2 separate regions of the Homo sapiens genome follow, and region 2 is linked to region 1. Evidence: chromatin loops called from intact Hi-C (ENCODE). Cell type or tissue: heart left ventricle. All regions are shown on one strand. Links, peaks and the distances in the headings refer to the core of each region. The heading gives the core; the rest is flanking DNA.

The links. A loop is a pair of places that touch in the nucleus more often than their neighbours do. Peaks named below come from ENCODE experiments on the same cell type or tissue, not always from the same donor. Only the 100,000 strongest peaks of a DNase experiment are listed, where the experiment ranks them.
Region 2: it touches region 1 in a loop (3-fold over the local background); 4 of 110 quality-filtered maps call a loop at or near these places.

Annotation. Positions count from the first base shown.
Region 1 is chr9:26,742,879-26,745,808 of GRCh38, reverse strand. No RefSeq gene overlaps it. Among named protein-coding and RNA genes, the nearest start is that of CAAP1, 150 kb to the left of the region's middle. RefSeq lists an enhancer at 2,469-2,930. In heart left ventricle, for the core only: a CTCF peak has its summit at 1,242 (motif pointing left); no DNase peak of the experiment used is centred there.
Region 2 is chr9:26,803,495-26,806,424 of GRCh38, reverse strand. It overlaps LOC107987028 (a long non-coding RNA gene), which reads left to right and starts at 2,341. Exons shown (of 4, transcript XR_001746568.1): 1 at 2,341-2,408. In heart left ventricle, for the core only: no CTCF peak of the experiment used is centred there; no DNase peak of the experiment used is centred there.

The sequences.
Region 1 (2,930 bases), core at 188-2,687:
GCAAAGCATTGTCTGTTGATGACCATGTCACCAAAAGCGGGATGAGGATACTGAGGTGTTTGTGTGTGCGTAGGTCTTTTACCATTTTGTATTAACCAGATTAGTTCAAATTAAGTACTTGTTCTTGGGAAAGGAAAGAAACTTTTAGCAAGACGAGCAGTATAGTGTCATATGTAGTAGGCTTAGAGTTAGCCAAACTTGGGTTCGAATCTGACCTCCCATTTCCTAGTTCTGTCCCACTTAACCCCTCTAAGAATCAATTTCCTGAGTCTTGTGGGGCTAATAACACTATTCATTTCATAGCATTATTGTAGGGATTAAATAAGATGATATTTGTGATATACTTTGCGTAATACTTGGCATAAAGTAAATGCTTAATAAACAGAACTGTGTGTTTCAGGCCGAACACATACTTTGGTTAAATAAAATTTATGAGAGGCCATTGTTTTGAAGTAAGTTCTGACATTAGGCCCTAATAGAACAGACCAAACCAAAATGGGGTCACTCATGCTAAGGTTCCATGTTACCAAATTGAATTCGTCATTCAACCTTCTGAGAAATCAAGAGAGAGAGATGACAGCCGCAACACTCAAACAGGCCAGTTTTAGCCAGTATGATAAGGAAGTCCCCTCTGCTTTAATTCTTATAAAGAAGGTAACCTGAAGTGACCTGATGTTAACCAATCTGTTTTTTTCTTTTGTATTATGCTATTTCCTTGTTCCTGTTCAAGGTACCTTATGAAAACTGAATGTTCTGCCATGCCCAATGGAGTGTCTTTTATAAATCTTTAGATGAGATGCTGGCCAATTCATGAATCACTAATAAAAGCCAATTAGATCCCTTAACTAAATTTTTTGAAATAAAAAGAAAAATGATTTTAGAGATGAAGAGAGTGAGGCTCGGGGGAATCAGGAAACTCATCTAGGCTGCTGCACCATAGGAAAAATAGGTCTTTGGTCTCCTGACTCCCAAGGCTGGAATTTCTATTTGTCTTTCTATTTCATCACTGTTCTGAAGTTAGAATTTAAGAATCACTGCAATACATCTGCTAATGTAATATATTTATAAAATACATGAATCATATTTCTGATGAATTTCTCTATTCACAATGCTTAGTATCTACAAACTCTGAATAATAAAAAGGAAGTCTGTTTCAGGTGGTATTAATAGTTTATCAAGGAGAAAATAACTGAATATCGTATTAGCATCATTTTCCTTTTACAGAATCTGGCTACTGCCCCCTGGTGCTAATAATATGTAATTACACTTCATGAAAGTTGCATTCAGCATTTAGGTTTGAGTCAAATGTTGATAGAAATTAAACTTGTTGCCCTCCAAACATCTATGCACATTATCTGGATAGGAAATATAAAGTTACAATCCAGAGTCCACCTAGGCATACCAATGGGTAGCAGAATGACTTCACCTTTTAATTGAAAGTAATCCATTTCTGAGAAACCATCACAGGCAATTTGGTACAATTGAACTTTGTCTTTAACCTTTTACTATGATTTATGTGATTAGGCCAATGGAGGAAGTGGTTTTCAACAGCATGATTAAAACACTTTGAGGAAATAATTTCTGTCTTCAAGCACCTTGCATGATTTTTTTTTTTCTTTTCCAAGTGTTTGTCCTTTCTCATCAAAAGGAGAGTCAGGAAATGGAGAAATACTGACTTTTAAACACTGTCTTGGACAGAAATGAAAGCTCATAAAACAGCAAGGTCAAAGCCAGGGTGCTGGTTTTTAGCAGACCTGTGCAGCATGACTTCTTGCCTGATGAACAGCAGGACTAGAGATGTACTAATTTCAGTATTTTCCAAATTTAGGAATTTTACCCATCTATCAGGGATTTTTCAATTTTACTAAGCAAGGATTAAATTTCACCAACTTTTCAATTTTATTAAGCAAGGACTTATTTAAAAATAAACAATACATTGTGGCTACCATCTACTAAGAACCTATTTTATAAAATAAAGGACACTTTAATATCAGTAAAGTAGGAAGGACACAGTTTTATAATAATGGGCAATTTTACTCAACAAAATACAGTTGTTGCATTAGTCTTTGGTTTTCTCATTTTGCCAGGTGGCAAAATTGGACAATGGACCAGGTTAACGTTCCCTATTGAAATGACCTGCTCAAGTTCAGACTAAATTTTAGGCTGAAAATATTCCACTCTGCTTCTGTATTTGCCACTGTGCTTCAGAATATGTACAGAGGCTCCCAAATAGTCTTCAACATGCATGAAATTTATTGGCAATATGTATTCTGCCACATTTTTGGAGTAGGGAGGGTTGTTATAAGAATTCAGCTAAATGTAGCAAATTTTGCAAATCTCAAAATTTTGAGTAATCATTCTGAACTGTCTGTCCTTTGCCATTTTCTTTTGAGAAACAGGATCTTGTGCCACTGCCCCACAGTACTTTACATCTCAACAAGAAGAAAAAGAAGGTATTTTTTTTTTCTGGAAAGAGTAGGTTGTGGGTGACCTATCTGAGTTCACTGGCTCACTGAACAGTGATTAACATTTAAAATGTATGCAAACTAGACTCCTAATTAAAGCCCAATAATGTAGGACTTTGAACCTATTCACTGCCTTTGAAAATAATCATAGATGCTGGCTGCTTATCATGAAAAAGTCATTATGGTAAATGACCAACTCCCCCACCTTCTTTCCATCAACTGCAAAAGTGATTCTCCATTGCAAAGATTTGCAAATGGTGCATGTTGCAGTCACATGTCTCCTGGTAGCTGTAATTGTTATGCAAATTTTCTTGGCTCATGAATAATAACATTTACAGAGCTCCTGTTATATGTGAATTTGCAAGCATGAACTGAATTCAGGGTGGGTGGACAGTGGTGTTGATCTGAGAGTTCGTCAGGAACTCTCAAGGGCAGTTTGGAAGTGGCAGCGAAGAAGGGGAGTGA
Region 2 (2,930 bases), core at 210-2,709, 61 kb before region 1:
TAATAATTATTGTTATTATTATAATGTTATCTACGGTGTGTCAGGCACTGTGCCAAGGACTTTATATGTGTTATCTTTACTCATTAAGACAGCCTTATGAAGAATGATTATTATCCTCATGTCAGAGATGCCATACCCACAATAATACAAGAGAATAGCAGAGCCAAGTTTCATCTGTGTGATGCCAAAGTCAGTGCTCTTTCCTTTGCACTGTGATTTTACTAAGATTTTGAGCATCAAAATAGGACATAACATTTGGGTGGGGACCTTCCTTAACTTCTTCAAATTATGGAGAGACAAAGTTCATTCTGTAATCAGAGGCTCTTTCACACACCAGGCAAATGTTTTTCTGGGTCTGATGCAGCGAATACATTAAAATGTGTGAGAGAGCTATGAGTCAATGATAGAAGACCAAAAATAACGACAACAACAAATAAAACAAAAGTCTGAAGTGATGGGAGGTTCCTCTGGCCACTGGAATAGCACCCCGGGAAAGAGCAGGGTCCGTGGACCATTGATCCCTTTGCTCTGTTTGTATCTGAATGCCATCAGTGACTTTCTGTGTGTGTCAGGGGACGAGGACTGGTATCTTCTTACTTCAGTAGCTGCAAGGAGAGTTAAGAGCATTATTAATCATTGATAGTGGTACTATATTTTCCAGCTGTGCTCCAATAGCCTAGTATACAACAATCATATATTTTCCATGAGAAAGTTCTCATTCAATTGGAAAGTAAAGCAAAGAGGGCAGGAAATTGGTAGTGGTACATGGGTCTCTTTTTATATTCAGAATCTCCAAAGTGAAGCCTAGAAACCTGTATTTTTTAGAAAACTCTCAGATAATTCTGATGCCCAACTAAGTTAAGCTTAGTTTATTTATGGATTTATTAATAATTATATTATTAAATTAAATATTATTAATACTAAATTATGGATTAATAAATCCATAACTAAACTACATGGATCCTTTGGATTCTATTTTATTAACTCCCATTGTCATTTTAAAATCAATTTAGTTAGATGGTTAACATTTTACCAGTGTTAGAATCACCTATACTTAACTTCAGGAATATTTTTTGGTTATGGGCTAGGTTGTAGAAGATATTTGCATTGCTTTTATCACATCTCACATCATTTCTAAAAGCACTGAGATAGCTTGATTAAGAAATATATGTGGCCAGGCATGGTGGCTCATGCCTGTAATCTCAGCACTTTGGGAGGCTGAGGTGGACAGATCACTTGAGCTCAGGAGTTTGAGACCAGCCTGGGCAACATAGCAAGACCTTGTCTCTAAAAAGAAAAAAAAAAAAAAAAAGAAAGAAATATATGTGGCTGAGCACAGTGGCATGCACCTGTATTCTCAGCGACTTGGGAGGCCTAACTGGGAGGATCACTTGGGCCCAGGAGTTTGAGTCCAGCCTGGACAATATAGCAAGACCCTGTCTTTCAAAAAAAAAAAAAAAAAAGTGAGAACTATATGTGATGAAGTTCATTCCACAAATATTTAATATCTACTACATCCTACTTACTATGTGCCAAACACAGTACTAGGTGCTTGTAACTGGTTAAACAGGCAAAAAATCTTGCTGTTGGGGAGTTTAGTATATTTAAGCTTGTTGGAGTATTTCTAAGAACCAAATAAGTAGGCCTTCATTGTGGTTATAATTTGAAACTTAACAAATGGGCAACATAGCGAGAGTTTGGAAGGTTAATACCAAGGAAGTTTACTACCATACGTATTGCACTTAATATTTATTTTATTTTTTATTTTCTTCTAACATTTTGTTATGAAAATTTTCAAGCATATAGCAAAGTTTTACATTTTACAGTAGACACCCACATACTAGATTCTATGATTACCATTTTACTATACTTGCTTTATCATATATCTATCCATTCATTAATATATCTTATGATTTGTGACATATGTCAAAGTGAATTGAAGACACTAGCACACTTCCCCTAAATACTTCAGATATTTATTATTAACTAGACTTTAATATTTGTTTACATTTTTCTTTTGATTGAAATGCACCAACTTGAGTATATTTACTGTTTCTTGTTTTGGTTTTTTTTTCATACGGAGTCTCGCTGTGTTGCTCAGGCTGGGGTGCAGTGGCATGATCATGGCTCACTGCAGCCTTGACCTTTTGGGCTCAAGTGACTCTCCCGCCTCAGCCCCCTGAGTAGCTAGAACTACAGGCACACACCATTACACTGGCTAATTTTTTTCATTTTTTGTAGAGAGGGGATCTCCCTATGTTGCCCAGGCTGGTCTCAAACTCCTGAGGTAAAGCAATCCTCCTGTCTCAGCCTTCCAAAGTGACGGGGTTACAGCGTGAGCCACTGCACCTGATCCTGAGTTTTGAGGAATAGCCACACGTGTATTACCTATCAAGATATAGAATACAGTAAGTTTTCTCATTCTCCTTTTCAGGATATCCCTCCTACAACCCCAGAGGCAACCTTTGTTCTGAAGTTTTCGCACTCTAGATTAGTCTTGCATATTCTAGCATTATATAAATGAACTCGTAAGATATACAGGTATATACTGTTGTGTAAGACTTCTTTCACACGGCATAATGTTTGTGAGATTTATCCATGTTGTCTCATGTATCAGTAATTCGTTCTTTTGTGTTGTTCATCTCATTGCTTACCAGTCTATCTGTTCTCTTATTGACGGACACAGATTGTTTCTAGTTTTTGGCCATATGATAAAAGTGACTATGAGTATTCTTGCACAAGTCTTTTTGTGAATGTATTTTTCTTTCTTTCTTTCTTTCTTTTTTTTGAGATAGAGTCTTGCCCTGTCACCCAGGCTGGAGTGCAGTGTGATCTCGGCTCACTGCAACCTCCGCCTCCCAGGTTCAAGTGATACGCCTGCCTCAGCCTCCCAAGTAGCTGGGATTACAGGCGTATACCACCATGCCCAA